2 separate regions of the Homo sapiens genome follow, and region 2 is linked to region 1. Evidence: chromatin loops called from intact Hi-C (ENCODE). Cell type or tissue: heart right ventricle. All regions are shown on one strand. Links, peaks and the distances in the headings refer to the core of each region. The heading gives the core; the rest is flanking DNA. Region 1 overlaps MRPS6 (mitochondrial ribosomal protein S6). Region 2 overlaps MRPS6 (mitochondrial ribosomal protein S6).

Region 1 (12,434 bases), core at 2,481-10,480:
ATGAAAAGGAGTGAACTATTGATACACACTATTGATCTCAAAATAATTATGCTGAGTGAAAGAAACTAGAGTAAAAGGGGTCCAATACCATCCAATTCTATGTAAGTCTAAAAAAAAAGATGTTCCTCAACTTACAATATACGCATTTCGATAAACCCGTAAATTGAAAATATTTTATGTTGAAAACGCATTTAATACACCACCTAACCTAACATCACTTAGCCAAATGCCCAGAACGCTTAGCCTACAGTTGTGTAAAATCATCTAACACAAACCCTATTTTACATTAAGTGTTGAATAGCTCATGTAATTTTACGGAATACTTTACTGAGAGTGAAAAACAGACTGGTTGTTTGGGTATTTGAGTACGGCTTCTACTGCATCTGCAATCACTTCTGCACCATCATAAAGTCGAAAAAAATCGACAGTGAAAGAAAAAAGATCAGTGGTTGCTTGGGATGAAGGACAAGTAGAGGAAGGAATCGAAGGAGGAGGAGGAAATTTTAGGGGTGACAAATATGTTTATTATCTTGACCGTGGTGATTCTGTGAGTGTATACATATGTCAAACCTTATTAAATTATACACTTTAAATATATGCAGTTTATTACATGCTAATCATCGCTATAAAGCTGATGATTTTAAAATGGCAGTTTAGAAGCTGAATGGGCAGGACTTGGTCAATGAGCTGATGTGGGATGGAGGCAACAGGGAGCAATTACAGCTGATGAAGACTCCCAGGGTTCCTTAAGCAACGAAATAAAAACGGTACAAACGAATCCACTATTCCACAAACTTCTTGAAGCAGTGACTTGCACATTTGCTCACTGACAAGACTGCCACTTGGGCTCACTCTGAAAACTACACATAATCCTGGCCACATTTTCCAAGGTTTAATTCCACTTGCTTATTTCTACTCCATATAGCAGGTAATAGGGTTGCAATGACCCAACTTATGAATTACTCATTTATTCAAGATTTAATTATTGATTACTTACTTTGAGTTAGGCTCTGGAACAGAGCTTAAAATAGTGTGATCAACCTCAAATCACCACCTCCTTGCAACCCTCAGCCTTTTACCCAGTCACTCCCCTTGCCCCACAATAATTCCATTTGGCCACCTGGTGGGCAGTACAGGGAACTCTCACCCAACAGGGGCCCAATGCTTTTTTCCTTCCCATTTATCCATTTGCTCTTTCACTCACTATTCATCAAAATGTCCTTCCAATCTACCACGGACAAGTTATGACCTCACCCTGTCTGCCAACATTCCCAACACACTGAAGTCTATAGCAGGTAGTTTTTCTCTGAGCTCCCGCCTCTTCCTTGGCCTTGTCCAGTTTCCCTAGAAGCCTTCCTCTCTTGCTTCATTCCATTTGAAGCCCTGTGCTTAGAGTAATGTGCTGCTGAAATGCCATGCATCAGGAGGGAGGCTCTAGCAAGAGCATGACATGCTCTGGCCATCAAGTAACCCAGACACCACCACTGCCGAGTGCTCCATGCCCCTCCCTCCAGAGAGTCCACAGGAAGTCCAAGCCTGCCCTTCCTTACAGTCAAGTATTCAACTTATTCAAATAGCACCTCTGGGGCTGTCTTGGTCTTACTTATGATATTGTTCATAGCAAGCACTGCTTTCTTCCATTTTCCATTCAACTGCTTCACAGGGTTAGAAGCTTGTGAGCTAGCCTAGGAGTCTCAACATGTTCTAAGAGAAAGTGTGTTTACAGATGCCAACAACCAACTCAACTGCCCACTAATCAATTCTCATCCAGCCCTCCTGAAAGTGTTCTCCATATACTCAGCACTCACTCAATAATCCTAAGAAATACACCCAAAGCTTTTGGATTCTATGATGTGATAAGGGTAAAAAGAATACCCAAGGATGGAAACAGGAAGCCAGATATATCAGAAACCTCATATTTCTGAACTTAAAAAAGAAGTGTCTTTCATAAGACTCTAATTTTCAAAGTACTTTCACAGCTTTCAGACAACTTTTGAGGAAGAGGATGAAAGAGAAGTGGCAGCTCCACTCCGTGTGGCAATTGAGGAAAGGGAAGAAGAGAAAGTGGTGCCGAGTGTTGGTTGGGGTCCAGCAGCCCTCTCCCCAGCAACAATACTCCTCTAGGAGTCTTCAAAGTGGTTTCCTACACGTTGCCTCCTTTGAGTCGTACAATTTAATGTAGTTAAGAAGAGAGACTCAAAAAGGTTAAGTCATTAGCCCAAGGTCACTCAGCTATGAAGTGGTCACTGCCAGGATTCAAACAGAGCAGGTCTTTTGACTCCAGGACACAAGAAACCACAGATAGCTTTGGGACCAAATGGGTTACAGAATCATAGACTGGAAGTGCTGGAAAGGACCATAAAGACAACGCAGCCTAAACCTTTCACATGAGCAAACTGAAGCCCAGAGGGGAACTGATAGGCCCCAGGTCACAAAGTGAGAGTCAAGCTCCGGACTCCAGACCCCACAGCTCCCCACTCTGTATACTGTATCTCTTGCTACCTAGTACCCACATGTTGGAGGATTCTCAAGGATAAAGAGAAAACCTAGTTAAAGACCTGGAAATCCTAACACTGGGCTTTCCTAGCTTCGGGAGGCTCCCTGTTGCTACCAAAACCCCTCTCTTGCCTTCACCCTCCTAACTGCTCTGACTTCCTGCCACCAGGCATGACAACGCTCCTTCAGCAACCAACTAAACGAGCACAAGCCGGCATGCACAGCTGGTGACTGGCATCTCATGCTTGTCGTCCTGCTGCTATGCGCCCGGGGCTGATGTGGGCAAAGACTGCTTCCACTCCCATGGCTCCCTATTACACCGTGGAAGTTTCCACAGAAAGAAAACGCTACCAAAACAGCGAAGGTGAGAAGTGACTCCGAGACAGGCAGACCTTACTGTATTCGCCACTCTCCGAAGTTGAACCTCTTACCAACCCCCTCCCGACCTCTTCTCCCAGGGAACCAAGATGTCTCTCCCAGGCCACAAGAGAACTGACCAGAAGTCCAGGATAAAGTCAATCTCTGCCTGCTTCAGTGACCCAAGTACACAGATAAATGGTCCATTATGGTTTTCCCACACAGGAATGACCTTCACCAATTCCTGGTTGCTTCCAGTACATATCCTTTTCTTCTTACCTATTCATCTGGGCAAACTTAACTTGTTAATGAGCATCTACTACAGACAAACCTCAGGAGGTTAAATGGATGAGGCACACATGGTCTCATCCTCCTGGAATATGCAGCCCAGCTGGGCAGAGAGGCTGTACGAGCTGCTGCATGAGCAGAAACCCAGGCTTCCACCGCAGTCCTGTGGGAGACTGTCCATGACAGGCAAGGACCCCTGACTCACTGCTGGGCTTTGCTAACTACAGATGACCTAAGGACTGAGAATGAGACTTTTTACAGCTATGACAACACCAAGTACAGTCCCGCATTTCTATTTTTACACATGAAGAAAGTCAGGCCTAGAAACAACCTGTGTGGGGTGGTGGGGCTGGGTGGCTTTTGATGCCTGCGAGGATCCCTTTCTCATGACAGCACAGGTCCACAAGAGACCTACAAAAATGGGAGTTAGGCTGAAAAAATGGCCTTGGAACTAACTCCCTTGATGCCCGCTCCCTGCATCCTCATGAAGGTTGCCATGGAGAAACCATTCTAACAATCAGAGGAGCTGCTGTTCAAGGGAAGGTGACCAGAAAAGGGGCTCAGTGTCTCCAGGGGAGTTAGAGCCCTCTGCCCCAACTTCCTCCTGACCCTGGGAAAAGAGAGAATCAAGAGGACTCCACAACCACAATGAGCTATCAGTGTCTGCTTCTTCCCCAGCCAAACTAGGCAGAATCAAAACACAAGACCAGAAGTCCTAACGCACGTGGACTCACGATCAACTCCTCACTCAAGGCACAAACGTCTGGATTTGACTACATTGCAACTGACTAGACATGCCCCAAAGCTGACATTCTTACTTAACAAAAGCTCTCCAAATAGCTAGTTTTCCATTTTCCACTTCTACTCTTGGTGATTGAATCAATAAGTACACAGCTCATTTTGGGAAAACAGTCTAAAATCTAATTACGTTACACATTCCCAGCACCTTCGACCATGTGCTACATGGCACAAGTGACATGGTTCCGCCTACCAGGTAGCCAGGGTCCATGCAAGCACCAACATTGCCTTGAACACAAAGCCGAGCAGTGTTTACATTTTAAAGGTTTGTTTTTACATGTGTGGTGCTAATTATAGAATCACCACTTCTATGAAGTTGCTATCAGCTTCACAAAAGCATCTCTCTTTTCTATAGAAAAGCACGTAACTTTGACCCACACTAACTCTGCAGAAGTGGAAGTGAGGAGATGACTGATGCCAGGCAAGAAGTAACCAAGAAAGGTTCAGGACACTAATGCATTTCTCACTGCAGATAACAGTGTTTGAAAGCTGGAGCAATAGTGAACTTCTTCCTAGGTAGAACTTGCCCACGTGATCTTCCAGGTGATAATGTGCCCTCCTTTATATTTCTTAAGACACTCACATGCTACAAAACTCTCTACTACATGGCCCAAACCCTCTAGAGATCTGAAAACACTCAGAGAAATGGCTTCCCCAAGACAGACTGTGCCCCAATACTGGAAAACAATGCCACCAAAAACACTCCATTCACAGCAGCATGGTTGTAAGAGAGCCAGCAGCTCTCATGTCCCTTCTGCCCCTCCCCTGGAGAGGCCTAGCCCCTCCACCATTCAGTCACCATGCAGACTGCCCGGTGCTGCCAGCCCTTCCCCGACTCCCCTAGTTGTCCAGGGGGAAAACTGTATTTTCTGACAGTGCCCTTAAATGTAAAGGTTGTATTTTCTTTATTCACTTTTGTCTTAACCCTGTATTTACAAGTTTTCCATAAAAAGAGCTTGCTTGAATTTGAGTTACATTCTTTGTCTCTCTCTCACCCTCCCCTTCTCCCTAGCAGACAAGTGGAAATTTCCACTGAAGCACTCAGTGGCTCACAGTGGGTGGGGGGATGGGGGAGGGGGATGGGAGGGCTTTGCAGCCCTGAAGCATCCTTGAGCCTTTTTGAAGATAGGAAACAGATCTGTCTAAATGCCAGTTCCTAGACCGTCTCAGTTAAACCTTGTTGCATTCAGGCTTCACCGAGGCAGTGAATTATTCACCTTCAAACTGAGGTACCCTCTGCATGGAAAAGCCCCATTTCTTTTTATATCTGTTGGGTCTCATACATTTTCAAAACCACTAACACTAAACCTGCTGCAGAATCCTTACAAATCTTGGGGCACTGCCACTAAAAAGAAACCTCCAAGGCCACAGCAGCCCTGTCTGAAAACCTGGTGTGGAGTACCTACACACGAGAACGGGGTCAGAACACTGGCAGAAAGGCACGAGAACATGGAAATGTTAGCTAACGGGAAAACTACAGAGGAGAATCAATCTCCTCTAGAGAGGGTGCCAGTGCTCATGGAGTAAGCTGCAGACACATTTGGGAAGCGAGTCAGTAAAATTCCACTGATTCACCATGGAGCTGGTTATTTTTATCATTCTGCTTACCCGTAAATAGAAGGGCATCTTATATGTAGGCCAGCAGATCTCTGCTATAAGCACCTATCCAAATTTTAAAGCAGATGAGAACAGGCAAAGAACGGGCAAAACAGGCAAGAAAAACACCTTCTACTTAAGAGTTCTTATACACAGGCATTTGGAAGCCAGCCCAATCTCACTGCCATAAAATCAGACCCGGTAGAAACAGAGCAGAGGCATCCTTTTACAAAGCAGCACAAGCCCAACGCTGAAATACGACCGCACTTTTTGTATAGTTTCCTCTCAGTCTCAGCTCAGCCCCATCTAGTGGAAAGAGAACCGAGAACCATAAGCTCCGTGCAGCCCTGGAGTGAGTGACGTGGTTCTGGCAAAGGGTGACTGTTACTATCATTCAGTAAGATGCCTGCCCCTTTATAGCACGGGTCTAAATGAGCCTCTCCTGTCATTGCTCCCTCTAACATAAATGACATCTTCCCCTTCCAAACGCCCAGGAATACAGTAAGAATTTTCCACACCAACACCTTGTCTGTCCCGCAGAGCAGATGAGGGTGTCAGGGTGAGCACGTGCAGACACAAAGGGGAGGTAATCTCGGGGACCTGAAAGAGACCCCAGCAAATCCAGAGCTGGGAGTGACTCCCAGGCCTCTGAGCCACCCAGCTCCAGGTCATGCACCAATGATTTATTTAGTGTTAACAAGTTAGAGGGCTGAGATATTGTCCCAATCCCTGATAAGGGTGGCCCAATCCAGGCCCCATTCTGCTGCCAAGGGGAACACTGAATTGCATTTTCAAAAACAGGTTTAAAATGGTCCTCAGCTGAACACGCATGACTCCCCCAGTTCTACTGACCTTCAGAGATTATGAATTAAGAAAATCTCTGTGGACTAGTCTGGGAACTTAACCATCAAGTTGTTCCACTGGGAAAATAAGTTCTCAGTTATAAACAACAGACTTACAGGCAAATTTCTGGAACACAACCTGTTTCTAAAGTGGAGTCTGACCAAACTAATATTTGAAATATAATGACTATATTTTTATTTTTGGCATAAACTGGAAACAGTCTTGATATAATAATAAACATCAGGTATCATTTCCAAAGTATACTCTCCTCCTCCTCTGGGCAGATTTCCCAGATAACCCTAAAGCAACAGGCTCTCCCTTACCTACTCTTTTCTTCCAGCCTACTGGGCATGTACGTGATAAGGCGGTTGATTTGGGGGGCGGAGGGGGCTGGGCATGGGAGAACAGTAGAGGCAATTGCCCAATACACAGTGAAGTCATTGGAACAGAGATACCTACCCGTCAGCCCCAGGCTTAGCTTTACTCCTGCTGTGCTGGGCACTTTCACACACACTCCCTCAGCCGGTGCCTAGGTTAGCATTATGCAGCCAACTCTCTGATTAGACTGAAAACTCCTTGAGACCAGGAACCACGACAATTGTGAGAATCAACCTGAGACCTGTGGACACCACTAGGACATACCATTTCTCCCCACAAAACGTAAAAGCAACAAACACACGATACCAACAGTACCATGATAGAATGTGGACTCTCAGAAACATCTAGGCTCACTCCATTAGCCAGCCAAAAGCTGGCTCTCGCACACCACTGTCAGGTTTCAAATCAGCGCCTTGCCGTAATTTCGGATACGTGTCATAGCCTCTAGGGCTGTTCAAAAAGAGCCAAAACTTTGAATGCTAAACGTGTAACCAATAAAACCACTGTTTCTTCTCAACCACTTCAGAAAAGCAAGTCTCCCAGTACATAATCCACTTATTACATGTTTCTAACACTTTCTGTGGCTATGGATTAATGCACATAAAGAATTTGCCAAATGAACAAAATACCTGGTACTGCCATGGTTAGGGTTAGTGATTATGGGGCCACTGCCTGAAGCCAAGAGAATATCAGACTAACCTTAAGCTCCACACTGCAGACACATAAACGTTATCGCCCAATTCCAAATCTTTATTCGGGTAACTTCAAACTACACTTGCCTCTCACATCCTCATTTCCCAAAAGTCACTGTGGAGAATGTTCACGAGTATTATAGAAATAAAATGTAGCATAATCAAATACAGTGAATTAATGAACGGATCTTACTGAAGGGCTTCTCATCATTTATGTGCCAATGTGCACTGTGAACCTCTAGAAGGAATTCGATCATGTAAGGCTTCCCACATCTAATTGATCACACACACCCTACTTCTCCTTTTTTGATGGAGCATCTCTACGGAATTAGCGTTTCAGAGACCACACTTTAAAAAACATTACCTTTAACAAATAAATACCAGACACTGATTTATCCCAGAAAATAGGCTTAAAGCATGAACCTCCCCCACTGCAGCTGGGCACTACCTTTCTGTGTCTATATATAATACACATATGTAATACAGAACACTGCTTCTGTTTGTTGAGGAGTCTGAAAGTAAAAGAACCAGCAATAAAATCTTTAAAAGTCAATGAACTAAGTGACTGCAACATATTCCTCAGCGAGGCACATGCACCTTTGCCAGGGGGGAACCCAGAAGTAGGGCTAGTGTTCTCAGCAGTTCTGGCTTGGTCCCAGTGGGCTCCTCCAGGACCTGAATTTATTCCACCCATAAAGAGAAACGGCTACCCACCCCCAACCCCCACCACTGCACACAGAGGTCTGAAAATGAACTGAGTGAACACAGCAGTTCTTGAGCCTGGTCCTCAGACAAGTGACGTCAGCATTACTCAGGCTACGTGTTAGTGCAGATCCTAGGATGCTGGTCATGCCAACTCTCAACAAAGTCAAATCCTCTACTTGAAAAAAGGGCAGAAACCCCTGGAAGTACTACATGAGTGGAGAAACTGACTTCTTCACTGCCTTCCATCCAAGAACTGCGCTAATGACTCTCGGACAGTTTTTATATGCTCCTCTTTCAACAAAAAAGGCAAAAGGATCCATAACTGCGCTGTTAAAACCACACCCATTTGTGATTAAGTTTAAAAGAAACAGACAGACAGACACACATGCTCTCCATCCCTCATTGTTATTATGACTGTGGAAGAAGCCTAGCCACTGTGCATTTCCTGTTGCCTAGCAACGCCTCAGGCATTCTCTTCAGAGGTGTTCTCAAGAAGCTGAACACTAGCACAAAACAAGGTGAAGCAATCAAAAGATGAAATTTGCAGCACGGCAGAAGGTTTAAATGCAGTAAGAAAGCCTCGATGTGAGACGCGACTCCACTCAGGCCCTATCACACGTACTGTACCTGCACAAGACAGCTCGACTCACATAACTACAAGCAGCATTCTCGTCGCAGAGCACATCTGCAGAGACTGTCTTGCTGGGTCCTTGTGGCAATGCAGATGGGAGACCCATAACCTGAGTTCTGTGCCCAAAGAAGCCAGAAACAGAAGGGGAGGCCACAGAGTTGCTGAGTGCCAGAGAGAGCTGACTCTTCTACTCTTGGACTTTTCCTACCGCGCTAAAACCTGATTCCCATCTTCTCTAACACCCACTCCTAGGAAATCCTACAACATGAGAAGATTCAAATCTATTCTACAAATTGTTCTCCAAGAACTTCTACAAAGATAGTTATTACTACAGAATCAAATCTGTGACATGTATTTGAGGAAGCTGCTGTACACAGTAGGAGACAAAATTCCAAACTGTGATCATTACTTGGAGTAGGTATTACCATTTTTCTTTTGTTGATTAGGCTTAGGTTACATACATCAGTCAAAAGCAGCATGTTCTGTTATTTGCAACGCATATGTTTAAAACTGATACACTATGTTTGTGGACAGCACTGTTCACTAAGGTATTTTAAAGGCAAAAGTTAAAGAAATGTCAGGGAAAACAGTGCTAAGGTTGACAGGAAAAGGTTCCACAAGCTAGACTTGGTAAGCCCTTTGCTCCTAGGATGGCCTAGTTTTGAACTCAGATCATAGTCCACGAAGGGCCAGCATATCACATCCCATCTGCAACACAAGACTGCCAGAGTGTGTACCCAAAGGACACCTAGGCGCAACAGGGGTCTCAATGTGAAATTTTAAGAACTTCTAATAGTAATTGAACAGTACTCTTTACTGAGCCTATCAAAAACGTCTTTCAAGACTTCATGAAGAAACTTACCCGCCTCTGTTGTGCTGCTGACTGTGGGCAGAGATCCTATAAGGAAGCGCTCGTTCACCCAGGTTTTCCAAGTCCCTCACTATTGCTCCTCTGTCCATCAGGGCCTCTATCGTACGTTTCAAAGTAGCAGCAGTCTCTGGCTGTTTTTGTTTGTGTTTTTAAAGAAAAGAAAAAAAAGCATCAGAATTAATATAAGAGCTAGAATGATTAAGTCTGCTCAGTTCCAATCATAACAGCTCTACTGGTAGGAATCGCTGGGTAAAAGCAACAGAAGCTGGTTTTGGTTAACTTAAAATAAAAGAGAGAGAGAATTTATTGTAAGGATATGAGATAGCTCACAGATACGAGGAATATCTGAAGAACCAGGCTTCGGAGAGTTCAGGGACCAGGGCAGCTCCAGGGATCTGGGAGGCAGGAACTAATGAGTGGCTTCTTCAGAGCACCTCGGCCAGGCTGAATCAGTGCCAATCACTGTCAGTCCTTGTATCCCATGACTCAAAATTCAAATTCCAGGAGAAGAGTATCTCGTTGGCAGGACACCTGAACTGCCCATCCCACCAAAACTGTAGCCAGGGGGAAAAGGTGTTGTCTCCCAAAGAAAAACTGGGAGACTGTAACCAAAAGGGGGAAAGGATGGGTAATCAGACCCAAACTCTGCCCTCATGGAGCTTACAATCTAATAAAGGACAGAACACAAAATACACATGTATGGAGAGCAGAGGGCAGAATACAGGAAATAGCATAGAGACCAGAGGGCTCACGAAAGGAAGAAACATTCAGCTGGAAGAAGGGTTTCACTAAGGAAAGTTTACTTGAAAGGCACCCGGAAAATGATGACCGGAGGTACAAAGAATGAATGAACCAGCAACTGAGCCCCAGTGATGGGGTTCAGGGCAAGGGAGTGCTGAGGAGATAGACGGGTATACACTGGGCACAAGTCCATGAGTAATCAAGGCCTGTTATTTAAAAAAAAAAAAAAAAAAGCTTGAACAATATAGAATCCCATTACCCAGAGATAGACTGGATGGTGAATTAAACTTTCTGGTGAATTTCTTTCCAGATATCTCTCTATGCATATGTATACACAAGCAATTTTTGGAAGAAAAGATACTTTATAAGGATAAGCCTGAAAACTGCAACGAATGCAATGTGGAGAATGAAGGCAAGATGTGGCGAAGAAGGGCACCACAATCTGGTGGCTGAGAGAGTGCAACTGTCACTACAGCTAAAAGGAGAGCTGGAGAAGCTGGTGAGGACAGTAAGAGATGAATCTGGTTTAAGACACGCTGAGTCTCAGATGCCATGGCTCCCCTAGGTTGACCTCTCCAGATGTAAATCTTAAGCTCAAAGCAGGTGGATGAGAAATACACATTTCATAGTCACCTGCACAGACGGCTCTCTGAAGCCTGAGAAGGAGGTGAGATCAATAGAAAGGGTGGAGGGGGAGAGGAAAGGAGATCACCAGCAGAACCTTGGGGAGTACAAACATTTAGGGGCTAACAAGAGGACTCAAAGTCAGAGAAGCAAATATAAAACGTATCATCAAATAGGACAAGGAAAATCGGGAGACTGCCTTGTCCAGAATGACAATGGGGTAGAGGACAGAGATCAAGAAAAAGCCGCGGTGTGGTAGCTACATGGGCATTTGGCAAGATGGGGCCAGAAAGCAGGCTGCCAAGGTTCCCATGGTAGAGGTATGAGAACAATGGTGAGGAGGAGAAAATGCCAGGGCTCCAGGGACAAGCAACTTGAGCAACGTGTTTTAGGAGAAAACACATGGGCAAGTTGGTAGTCAAAAAGGAGCGGACCATGCAAGACGATAAAATGTAGGATTTCTAAAATAGCAACAACGATGACAGCTATGATTTACTGGATAACTACTATATGGTCTAGTGTCTTATTGTTACATATTTTATCTTCATAAAAAAAAAAAGCCAAGAAGGTTTACAGATTTGGGATGGGATCTCTAGAGAGATGCTGACAGGGCAGCTATTAAGTGGAAACGCCTGCTGCAAGGAGAAGGAAAGCTGTGGAAACCATCGGGGAGGAAGCCAGAGGCACACCTTGGCAAAGACAAGGTGCACATCTCCTCAAAGACCTACGTGAAGAGGTGCAAGCAGGGTGATTTTAAAGTGCAGGAGGAAACTTAAGAATAGGCTACCTTCCAGAGGTTCATTTGGGGATCAAATGAAGAGAAAATTGCAGAACAAGTTTAAGTGTGCATTCTGGCAACCAAACAAAATCCACTATATTTTTAAAATTTTCTTTCTGACAAGTGCTGCTAAAATGGTATGAAATGTGCTAAGTATTGGCTTAAGGCTTAGAAAAAAACATTCTTTACTTTCTTTTCATATTGAAGTCCATTAGGGATTTTAAAAATTCCTACTGAATCGTTGTTTATATATTTAACCAACCTTAAGATAAAACAGAAATTTCCTGAAGACAATAAAAATTCAGGCCAAAATCTCTTCCCATTAACAGTAGGTAAAAAGTCTAAGGCAATTTATCCTTATGATTGTATCAAACACATTCCTAGACAGTTCTAATCATATGAAGACTACATTCTTCTCACATTTCATTATAGTTCACAAAGACATCGCCATACATCTGCAGAGGACTCATTATTAACAGCAGCACAGTATTTCATTTAACTGAAAATGCTGTTTCTTGACCTGGCATTACATCAATTAACGTATGATAAGGTAAAGGAACAGCCCATCCAAATAAAGAGTCGGGTCTCAGCTTTGCACTCAAAAAAAAAAAGGAAAAAAACATTTGATTGATTAGT
Region 2 (12,434 bases), core at 2,771-10,770, 46 kb after region 1:
TCGAGACCTGCCTGGCCAAACCTCATCTCTAAAAAAACACAAAAATCAGCCAGGTGTGGTAGCACACGCCTGTAATCCCAGCTACTCAGGAGGCTGTGGCAAGAGGATCGCTTGAACCCAGAGAGGTGGAGGTTGCAGTGAGCCGAGATCACACCTCTGCACTCCAGCCTGGGCAACAGAGCGAGACTGTCTCAAAAAGAAAAGGAAATATGAAATAACAGAGCAGCAATGCCTATTACTATGTAATCTTAACCAAACATTTGTGTAACTCAATAAGAATTCAAGAGGCTCAACACTATCTGCTTGTAAAAGACTGTTTATCAAAGATAAGTGAGTTATAAATAATGGAAATTTAAAAAAAAAAAAAAATCTTACACTAACCTAAGTCCTAACACCATCTAGGTACTGTGTCTAGTTTTATGTGCATTACTTTAATCCTTATAACAATCATGAGATAAGTACAATTATTATGACCATTTTACAGATGAGAAAACTGAAGCCATGAGGTAGTATAACTCACCCCAGGCCACAGCTGTCTGTGTTACAGCCAGGATGTTGCCTCACATCTATATGTCTAAACAGCTTTTGCCCTTAATCACTATGCAATACTACCTTCAGTGAAAAGGACATTACTGACAGGAAGAAACATTAACGATATTGATAAAAGATCATGCGTGTTTAAAAAGTTGTGCTTGAAAATACACAAGATGGATATGTAACAACTGTTAACAAAGTAAGACTGCAAACAGCACGTAAGATAAAAACCAGTTGAAATCTTTGTGTGATCATGTGAATGGATGTGTATGGATAAAATGCAGAGATTAAAAGTAAAAAGAAGTCCCAGGCATAGGCTTCACATACAGCAAAGCCCTGATGGGTCAGCTGTAAGACCAGACGTATCTATGTTCTCACCATCCAAGTTCAACGCTTTCTGCCTTCATTCTTTTTATCAGTGTTAATTAGTCATTCCACCAGAAGGGGAAAAATAGTAAGTCTTAAGTGTATTCTATACTTGACCCAGTCATCACAGCTATAGATTCTATCTAAGCCAATCTTTATCAACTCCCACAACTTTAAAACATTAAGTTAAAGGAATTAGCTGTACAATCTACAAATGCAAGGGTTCTCACAGTAAAATTTATGGACAACTGCTCTTAATGGATGAAGTGTTGTAGTTGCCTGTTGTTCCGGGGTATGAATAATTTGCTCTTGCCCAAAAAATGTGTTCTACTCTCAATCCTCCCCATCTCAGAACAGCAACTTCATCCTCACTATTGCTCAGTCCAAAAATTTTAGTCATCCTTGACTGCTCACTTTCTCCCTCAACCCACATGCAATCAATCCATCAGCAAAGCCTGTTGGCGATACTTAAAATATATCCAGAATCAAAGACAACTACTAGCACCTTAGTTCAAATCACCATTCCATCTCATCCAGATCACTGTCCCAGCCTCTTGTCTCCATGCTTCTGCCCTTGGCCCACTACAGGGCACTAGCACAGCAAGCAGTCAACCCTTTCATCACAATGGACCAAACTAGCCTCTGGGACTGGCTATTTCCTATGCAGGCAACACTTTGTAACCCCAGGTTTCCACAAGACCTGTCTCCTCTCCTTTTACGTCTTTGCACAAAAGTAACTTCCCTGACCATCTCAATGCCTCCCTTCCAACTTTGTATTTATCCATAGTACTCAACACCTAACACGCTATAAAACTTAAACGTTTCTTCTGTCTCCTCACTACCATGTATGTAAACTCCATGAGGGTAGAATTTTCTGTGTTGTTCCCTGATGTGTCCTAGTGTCCAGAACACCATCTTACATATTACAGGTGCTCAAATGTTTGTTAAATAAAAAAATCAAATATTAACAACTAAGTTCTTCGCCATCAAGACTGCTAAACTTCCAATATCCTATATTACCATCAACAGTGGTTTTTTAAGCAACAAGAGATGCAGATTAAAGAGGCTAAAGGGAAAAAGAGCCTCCTCCCTCCTCCACCAGTGATCTGCAATCTCAAATAGCTCCAGTTGAGGGTATGTGTAATGACAAGGCAAACTGGACTAGACAAATATGTTCATTCAGATAAAAATCTCAGTGGCCCATGACATAGTAAAAACCTGTATCTGGAGCCACCATCTCCCTCAACCTACCACCTACCACCAGTCTGGCCCACTTCCCTTCACTGTGCTAACTCCACTGCGGAACGTGTTTCAAGTTTTACTGCTGCAACTGTCGACATCCACCTCTTAGTGTGCAGTGATATGTGCAGACCTTCCCTGTGCGTGTCTGTCTGGCAACTGTTCCCACACAGCTGAAAGAGCAGGTCAGTGCCGGCAAGCAACAATTCCCTTCAGCTCACCCAACAGAAACCCAAGCACCCTGATGTCAACTCATGAAGAATCCTCTTCCACCTCTCCATTACAACTTGAGTTCAGAGTTCCCACAAAACTAAAGAAGTTACCTTAGTAACTAGCATTTACCAAACACCATGTGCCAACCACTATTTTTACACTACATGTTTGAGCTCATCTAATCCTAACAAAAACCCCAAGAGGCAGACATGATAATGATCCCCAATTTACAAATGAGAAAACTGAGGACATTTGAGAGGATCACTAAGGGAGTTCATGAACATCCTTTCTGAAATAAAGATGAAGAACGCATCCTTTTACAACACCTTTCAGGAAGATACACACACACACACACACACACACACACACAAACACAAACTAGAAATAAACACAAGTCAGATAAAATCCAGCTAACTGATGCAAAAGGACTAATGTAATGAGAAAAATCACCACCGGTAAGCCCTGAAGTAATGCACCCAGGCTATGAGTACAGGGATGCTACAATTTTCAGGAGAAAGGCTGCTGGGGGACTTCAAAATGGACGCATGCAGCTGCTAACATCTGTACCCACACCAAGAATTAATCTTTTCTCTAAAATGCAGACATGTGTCCCTCTTGATGTGATCTATCCCTCCCAAGACCACTTAAGTGCTCTTACAAAACAAAACAAAACAAAACCTGAATCTAATCAAATTTCTAGAACCTATGGGTCTACAGAAATTACCTGGAATAGAAGAATATATATAAACAGCATAAGTGACCAGCCAAATCCGGAAAGGTAAAGAGTGGGGTAAGAAGCTATTACAGAGTAAGAGACTTAAGGTCATTAAGCAAACATAATTTGTGGACCTTGTTTAGATTCAGAGTCAACCAGAACTGTAGACAGACACTTTTGACAATTCAGGGAATTTGAACATGAACATGAGGTGTTAAGGAATTGTAGTTAGGTGTAAAGGCACTACGGTTGTTTAAAAGTCCTTATTTCTGGCCGGGCGCAGTGGCTCACACCTGTAATCCCAGCACTTTGGGAGGCCGAGGCGGGTGAATCACGAGGTCAGGACATCAAGACCACCCTAGCTAACACGGTGAAACCCCGTCTCTACTAAAACTACAAAAAATTAGCTGGGTGCGGTGGCGGGCGCCTGTAGTCCCAGTCCCAGCTGGGGCTGAGGCAGGAGAATGGCGTGAAACCCGGGAGGCAGAGCTTGCAGTGAGCCGAGATCACGCCACTGGCACTCCAGCTTGGGCGAAAGAGCGAGACTCAGTCTCAAAAAAAAAAAAAAAAAAGTCCTTATTTCTTATACACTAATTACTTACAGGTGAAATGATATATCTAAGTTTGCTTTAAAGTACTCCTGCAATAACTGATTCAGTCACCAACAGATGCTAAAACCAATGCAGATTGTTGGAAAACAAAATATTCAGTCTCAAGTTTGTTATTCCATAGATCACTTAATACAAAAGGGAAATAGGGTACATTTACAATGGCCCATTCTGGTGAATGCCACCTAACCAAATGACTGCTTAACAAAGTGGTATGCCTCCCGGTGTGATGCATTGACATCCCTATGAAATACTCATTCCTGTCAACAATGGCTAATCTAACTCTAATCATGAAAACGCAACTACAGTCAACTCCAAAGTGAGGGTTTCTGCAAAACAGTAGGCCTGGACTCCAAAACTCCTCAAAGTGCCACTGTTATTAATGACAAAGGCTTTGGAACTGTTCAAGGAGACTAAACAAGTAAATATATGATCCTTGATTGAATACTGAATTAAAACACTAAAAACTATTACTGGAAGAACAGCGTAAATTTCTATATGAATTGAATATTTGGTGGTAGTATCGTATCAATGTCCGTTTTGAATGTGATGACTATGTTGTGGTTAGGAGGAAGGCCCTTATTCCTAAGAAAGGTATGTCAAGATGTCTGCAACTCTCAAAATAACGCAGATTAAAAAAAGATAAAATAAGGCATATTCTAACAATTAGTGATCTAGGCAAAAATCATACAAGTGTTAAATGAACTGCTCTTTAAGTCTGAAATTTTTTTAGTCATGTTAGCCAAGGGAAATTAATGAAAAAAATTTTAAGATAAAGAAAACAGAGGTGAGCAGACTGGAAATTAACAGTTGAAGCTGAGTGATAGGTACAATACAAAATTTCATTAAACTACTGTATTTACCATTACGTATGACCAAGTCTGTGTTTTAATTCTTCAGTTTTTCCATTTGTAAAATGGAAATAGCTCTACCTAACCTTAGATGGCTGAGGATTCAAGAGAATTGTACATATGTGTGTGTGTATAATATGTAGGTGTGTATATATATCCTAAATACATATACACACCTACATAACCCCTGCACCCCTACTTCAATCCATTGCTAAGGTTAGGCATTATTATCAACTCATCTAGCCTCCCTCAAAGGCTAGCAACTATGAGGTTTATAGAGGTAAAACATCCTACCAGGTCAACTTTGTGTTTTTTTTCTGTTCTCAGTCTACTTGGTTCCAATTTTATGTTTCTAGAAAAAAACTGTTTCTAGAAGGAAATCGCTTCTGCTCATCTTTCCATGTGACTAAGGCAGAAAACCTAAGCACAAGCACCTTCCTGGTAGACCAGATTATAATTCTCCAGGCCAAGTTATAAATAGAAGATTCAGAAATTAGGGTATTTCCTCTGAAAGATACTTTTCAGTTGGAAAACTTTAAAACCTTCTAATTTTCTCCAAGGTTTGGAGAATATAACACTCAAGAAGTAAGAAGTAAGACCACAAAAAGAGTAACTTTAACAGTATTTGGAGGGACTGGTAGAAATTACGCCCTGAATTAAACCTAAGAAATAAAAACAGAAACATGGTATTCTAGATTATAAAGGCAGCTGGATTTTCCTCTTGCATTGCAAACACAGGACAAGTAGAGGGATAGAAAAATCCAGGGAAATAGGGTCACGACTGTTTTCTTTGTATGCCAGATGACAAGAAATCTTGAAATTATCAATAGTTTCCAATGAGTCCATCCTAATCAGATAAAATACTCAAGACAGTGACATTAGGAAAAATGTTTTCTTCAATCTTCTTACACACACAAAATTTGCAAAATCTCCTGGCCCTTACTTAGTCCACACATGAGAATGGCATTCCCATGAGACCAACAGTGCTACCAAAGTCTGCGAGACTTAGGCTGCCTAATGGAAACTTGGTGTCTTAAAGCTTCAAGATACTATACTTCATACAACTGTTTTCTCATATGACTATTAACAAAACAGAAGGCAAGCAGTACACCAACAGAAGAATGGCAATCAAAACAACCCATGACTGGGTCATTTGCTTACTTAACAGTGTCAAGCAGTTAAAAAACAAAACCACACACTTCAGTACCATACACCTTTCCTACAACATGCCTGACAGAGCCTACACTCAAATTTAGCTTTTCAACTGAGCAACAGAAATTCACCTTAAATCTGAATCAAAACCAGACTGAACAGATGTTTTATATTCGGAATTCATACACGGGGCATCTGAGCACAAAATGAAAAGGGAGCAGATATCTGGAACTTACACTGATTCTGCACCTTTCTAACGGAAGCAAAGACGACACATGGATTTGCAAGAGCATCTTCCCAGCAGCTGAAATGCAACCACAACACTGCACTTCTGATCACCACAATGAGAATTTTCTCAAACTGGATTATATCCACAGCAACCCGGCTACCATAACTGCACTTGGTTTCTTCACCTGACAAAATTAAAGCACTTAACCACTCCAGGGTAGGTGTTACAGAGAAACTTTTAAAAACTCAAGTCAAAACAAAGACAAAACCAGGAATTCTCGATTCTGGGGCAGAAGCAGAAAAATGCCAGTTTATGAGGATTGAGGGCTCCAATAAAGAAAGTTTTGCTAAGTCTGTGCTTTCACTTGCAATTTCATTTTTAAGCTTTCATCTACACCAACCTCTACTGAGGTATGCCCAAAGTGGACAGAAATTACCTTACCTGGGACTGTAATCATAGTAAAAATGATTGCAAGGGGAAGCAAAACAAGTCAATTACACCTTGGGCCAAAACGTACGTAAGAACAACCTGGGATCTGAGTTCGTTTTATTTGCAATTTGATGTTATCTATCTGGAGTGGGAGTGAAAAAAAAGACAAAAAAAGAAGGTTAGTCAAGGTAATAACTTGGCTTCTATTTTATGGAAACACAAAGCCTGGTCAAAAATAAAAATGTCATCACCTCCCTCCTCTATAATCTTTACCAAGAGAGCACCTGAATTTTTTTCATGGTAATACTATTTTCCAGGGATCATGGGTAAACTATTTTTAATTCCACAGATACACTCTGAGCAAAAAAAAATATTTTCTAGGCAAAGCAATCTTTGCATGCCAGTAGTATTTCAAACACCTAAGAGGTTAATACAACGGGTACAAACCAAATAGTACTAATACATGCCTAAAACAAGATATCACTCAGACATTGAAAGAAAAAGTGGACTGTGAATGTCACTCCCTCACAGTTTACACGGTGCAGCTCTGAAGCCTACATGTATATTTTAGCCTAAATGCACATATACAACCCAACAATCCGAAACTATAGATACTTTCAAGAATTGAATATGCCTGCCATTGCTGAAATCAGTCCTACTGCAAACCAGTGACCAATTAACAAGGTGGGCTTTGTCAACATAAATGCTAAGAGATTTACAGACAACCTACAGCTAATTATCTGAATATCTAGATTACAAAATGAGAGCCAACCTAACCCACAGATACATTACATTTGATCCATGGTACCTAAGTATTCAATTAGTTGGCAACATCAAAAAAAAAAAAACCAGATTTCCTATAAAATCTGGATTTCTGGCTGGTAGGAGGAAGAGAGAAAAAAAAAGCTGGCAAAACCAGGCCCACACCCCTCATGGCAATAATAGATGGGAGCAGAGTAGTAAGCACCAACACCACTAATTCAAACATTTACTTAACAAGAACTGTATTTCAGCTTTGATCTAGTTTGGGATTCTGATGAAATAAACTTAGATATAATAAGTTTTATCTTTTAGAGTTTCTTCATTAATAAACTGGGAATAATGAAAAACTAGGCAATGAAGTTCACAGCGACTTGCCTAAGACCACAAAGCTACTTTAATGACAGAACTACACTTAACTACCTCCAAGGTCACATAACCACTTTATCTTCAAATACCCTCCCAAATGAATTACTTCCATTTTACAAAGAAGGAACTGAGGATCCAGAAGGTTAAAGTCCTTAGGAAGTAGGTGCTACAATCCAAAACCCAGTCCCATCTGCCTCTAAAGCTCCTTCTAGTCTCCCAATGCCAGTCTTTGTTTATTCTATGGTAACACATCCAGTATCTTCATTTCAGATCTTACAAGGTTTTTCTACTCATTTATAATAGAAAACAAAAAAATCAGCATTTTTCTATAAAGCAGAAGCCTTCATACCCAAAGCCATATCCAGTCATAAAACTATATATACGTACCTTAAGTATTTTATTAAGTATTTTATTCAACACATAAACATACATTTATTTGCCAACCTCAATATAGGGGTCATGACAAGCACTTGGAGAATGGAATCGATGACCTGGAGTTCCCTGATGATTTGAGTTCCTTCTGCTTGATCTAAGCGACATCTACAGATGGCATTATCTACAATTTCCAGTTTCAGCTTCATTAAAGTGGAAAGTTTAAAAGATCCTTGTAAAACACTCCACATACACAATCCTCCTAGTTATTTTTCTTCCCAAACTTTGAGTTATTTCAGCCATATCTAATTCTACAGTCATTATTTTAATGACTCACCTTTTATCAAGTCTTCCCAAAGAATCCAACTTGGTTTTCAGGAAACAAAGGTTTGCACTCATTTCATCAGCTCACATGATATTTAAATTATTTTACGGAAACAAGATTACCTGTCATAAAACAGTCTTGGAAATCAACACAACTTCTGGTAACATACAACTCACCCAGCGTGAGCGAAGTGCACTGACTTGTAAGCAAACTACTAGCACGAGGTCAACACGCTGTATCATAGCAAATAACTGTTTTATAGAGATGAGAGTAGTAACCCCTCAAGGCAGCTTAGTAAGTATCTACCATATATGCAAAGCATAGCAGAACAAACATGAAAGACTCAGCTCTCAAGAATTTGTAATCTAGCAAAGGAGGTAAAACATATTCACCAATTAACTGTAATACAAAGTAGAAAGTGATCCATGTGATGGGAGACGTGATGAGATTCATGCAACCAAAGGAAAGATTAGTCTATTATACTCCTAATGTTGCAGGCCCTTGATATTTGTTTAATGTACCAAATGAGTTAAGATGAACTTGGAAGAACATGAGACTGGTTTTTCATGGAGGTGGTGGGGTATTGTGGAAAGGGAGGGTGTTCCAAACAGAAAAACAGCATGATGCCGGCACCAAAGAAAATAAAAGGTAATGGTATTTATAAGAATCTGCACAACTTTGTTTACTGGGCATATAAAATGTGGAAAAAAACTGAAAGATGAGGTTAAAAAAATAAGTTGGGAGTCATACTGAGACAGCCTTGGATGTGACTTCATCCTGCATGTATTTGAAAATGAGAAGTATGCAGTAATTTGGCAAGTGTTGATACAATCAATTAGTATGGGAATCAGAAAGCCATCACTTAATGCTTTCTACTATTTCCTTGTTATAAGTGCACCTATTTAGGTGTTTTAAAGTATCTCAAGGACATATATTTGCACTACAAGCGTATTTACAGGTATTAGCTATCCTCCCCTCAGTAGTATGTCAGGAGACCAGCTAAGAAACTGCAAGAGTCCAAGGAAGAAACAAACAACATGAGCAGTTCAACTAGGGCAGAGAAGACTATATGGCATTGAGACTGCAGGAAAAGAAAGAACTGCATTTGTTCAGCCCCAGATGACAGAAGACAGAGAAGCGATAAACAGAAATAAGCAATAACAGAGGCAACTTTGGGGATAGGCAACACATTAAGTTCTTAACCACACTGAGTTTGCAGTGCCAAGGGGATACCCAGGAGGCCATAACCAGCACAGAAGAGAACAGAAAATGCCAGAGTTGTCAGCTTGTTAAAAAAGGTGGCAAATCATCCACATGAAGGTTAATGGAATTGTACATAAAGAGAAGAGGGCCTGTAATCCCAGCACTTTGGGAGACCAAAGCGGGCAGATCACGAGGTCAGATTGAGACCATCCTGGCCAACATGGTGAAACCCCATCTCTACTAAAAAAAAAAAAAAAAAAAAAAAAAAAAAAATTAGCTGGGTCTGGTGGCGCATGCCTGTAATCCCAGCTACTTGGGAGGCTGAGACATGAGAATCGCTTGAACCCAGGAGGCAGAGGTTGCAGTGAGCCGAGATCGTGCCACTGCACTCCAGCCTAGGCAACACAGCAAGACTCTGTCTCAAAAAAACAGAAAGAAGAAGAAGGGAGAAATCAAGGGAGTAACATCAGAAAACAGCAGCATAAGAAGCCAAGAAAAATGATGCACCTAGAAAATTGTGTCTATATACTCTAAATCAGGGGCTGGCACATTTCTTCTGTAAAGGACTAGATAATAAATATAAACAAAAGAACAGGGTCATGTTCCAATGTAACTTTACTTATGGACTCTGAAATGTGAAAGTTTTATGAAATTCAAGTGCCATAAAGTATTGCTGTTTTTTTCCCCACCTATTCAACTGTAAAATCTTTTCCTACTTCACAAGCCACAAAAATATAGGTGACAGGTCAGATCTGGCCCGGAAGCCACAGGCTGCCAACTCTTGCTCTAATTTCAAAGCAACAAAAAGGATAAGAGGCTGAATTAACTGTCACTTTCCAAACCCAAGGGTAGTTCTTCCTTTAGACAAATTGATAACTTACCAGACATTCATTTGACTAATTCCTTAAGTAAGGATTCCCCTAAGAGGTAACTACATGTGTTGATAACACGTCTTAAAAATATTGCCTTCCACTAAAAACAGATAAACTCATGAGTATATTGGAAATTCTAACACAAAGCTAAGAACATTAAATAGGAAAAGTCTGATAATCAAATTGCAACAACTTTTTATAACATGAGTAATCACACAGTATTTTATCATTTGTTCTCTACCCTTCCTTCCACCTTCATGTTAAACCCCATTATGGTATTCCAGGTTTCTTTTAGATGAGTTAAACATGTAGTAGTACAAACACAGCAAAGGCACTAGATGAAAAATATTACTTCAGAATTTTCCCGTCATTGCTTTTGAACTCTTAATTTTTTGAAACTGATTTTATAATCTAAAAGGTTAGAAGATTCAATAGTCTGCATATAATACTAGATATAACCTAGATTTTTAAAATCTAGAAACATCAGTATTGAATGTGTGAGTCATGAATTAAGAAAAAAAATTAGTGCAAAATGTCAACTTCTGACAAGCAGTCTTCATACATACAAACCATATCTGGTGAGGAAGGACTCCTTACCCCCAAGCCATTCCTTGTACCTTAGCTGTAGCTCAGGGGCAGGAACAGGACTCCTTCCTTCTTCAATAGCTTGCTGCGGCAATAAGCTGTAACCCAAGAAAATTTAATACCAAATGAAAGTATAACATTGTTCACAGGGTCAAGTCTTCCATTACTAGGTAACTATTTTAAGTTGCCTGGTTTCAAGCAGATAAAACACAAAGAGAGATTATTAAAGATACAAGGCTAAGCTGTTTAGGGAGGGCCCATGGGAAGAAAAAAAAGACCACTTGACAGCTAGATGTTTCCGTTTGAACTGATGTCTCCCACCAACACACAGCAGAAACTTCACTATTTCCTAGTTATCAAATGCTTGCCAAGCAAACTACAAGGACCTAGGGTTGACCTGACTCATACTTCAGTTTATTAGCACCCTCCATCTCCAAAGGGTATCTAAAATACAGGCACTTCATAGGCATTACTTTCAGAACATCCTAACTTGAATAGAACTCTAGAACAAATACAAAACTTTTGCCAGGTGTTCTAATCAAAAAAGGCTTGCATTTAGAGAAAAACTCTTCATCACTCTACCAGAAAACCAACTGTTTTCTACATTTTAGGAACTGATTATACTTTTCTATATTCAAATTAAACCAAGTCAGAACTCAAACTCAGATTACACAAAACTCCTTACCCTACCAAAGTACTATTTCAATGAGTTATCTAAATGTAAAATATAATCTGCGTTGAGTATTAAACATAAAAATTACTGTTTGTTTTAATAAGAACTTAAGATTTCCAAAATAGCTATCTTCTTTATTCCTATTAGAAAAACATATGAAGATATATATATATAAATGCTATCTTATTGTACATGCAATGGAATCATTTAGCAAGTGAATTAGTTATTAAGCCATTAACCTTTAATTCTTCATGTAAAAATTCCTGAACGCCAATGAGAAGATTTCAGGAAAAGTATTATCCCAGGGCTTTCATAATCTATGCCAACTGTGAACACCTTCTGGGAAAAGGGCACGAGACGTAATTAGCGTTCCTAAAGTAACCACAAAATACTTATGTATTGCACAGATTTCTTTCCTCAGATTTCTTCTTCCTGTATACCCAAGGCATAAAAAGTGTCTACAAAGTTTCATTTTTTTCCTAAGCTCCTCTACATTATACAGTATGCGGCTTTACCATTCATGTATTGGCACTTCAGTCTTTTACCTAACTGAAATACCAACCTTTAAAATCTAATTATCAAGTGAAACCAAAGGGCTTCAACCATTTTCCCACTCACAAGAGAGCTCACTCACCAAACACATGACCCCTTCTCCTCATCTACCTCAAAGTTCTCATTGCAGGGGGGGCAGGGTGGAGGTGGATATAGACCTCACCATCTCACAGGCAATCCATTTCTTTTTCCATTGTCAGAGGTCTTCCTCACACTGAAATGAGGCTACCTGGGACTGCAGCCTTGGTCTCTCCTTTGCGGCTATGTCCTTTCACATTACAGCCTTTGAATACTGTGTTTTCCAGAAGTGAATAAAACTCTCTTGATGCTATCTGATATGGGTGTAACAGGACTTTTAAAATCTTTTTATTCCAGAGACTCTTCTATA

What was found. A loop is a pair of places that touch in the nucleus more often than their neighbours do. Peaks named below come from ENCODE experiments on the same cell type or tissue, not always from the same donor. Only the 100,000 strongest peaks of a DNase experiment are listed, where the experiment ranks them.
Region 2: it touches region 1 in a loop (2.4-fold over the local background); 33 of 110 quality-filtered maps call a loop at or near these places.

What each region holds. Positions count from the first base shown.
Region 1 is chr21:34,122,693-34,135,126 of GRCh38, reverse strand. MRPS6 (mitochondrial ribosomal protein S6) reads right to left here. Exons shown (of 3, transcript NM_032476.4): 2 at 9,647-9,786. Among named protein-coding and RNA genes, the nearest start is that of LINC00310, 52 kb to the left of the region's middle. RefSeq lists an enhancer at 4,937-5,481. In heart right ventricle, for the core only: a CTCF peak has its summit at 5,843 (motif pointing left); a DNase peak (open chromatin) is centred at 5,866; H3K4me3 peaks cover 856 bases; H3K27ac peaks cover 5,076 bases.
Region 2 is chr21:34,076,806-34,089,239 of GRCh38, reverse strand. All of the region lies in intron 1 of MRPS6 (mitochondrial ribosomal protein S6), which reads right to left. All of the region lies in intron 1 of SLC5A3 (solute carrier family 5 member 3), which reads right to left. Among named protein-coding and RNA genes, the nearest start is that of SLC5A3, 9.4 kb to the right of the region's middle. In heart right ventricle, for the core only: no CTCF peak of the experiment used is centred there; no DNase peak of the experiment used is centred there; H3K27ac peaks cover 772 bases.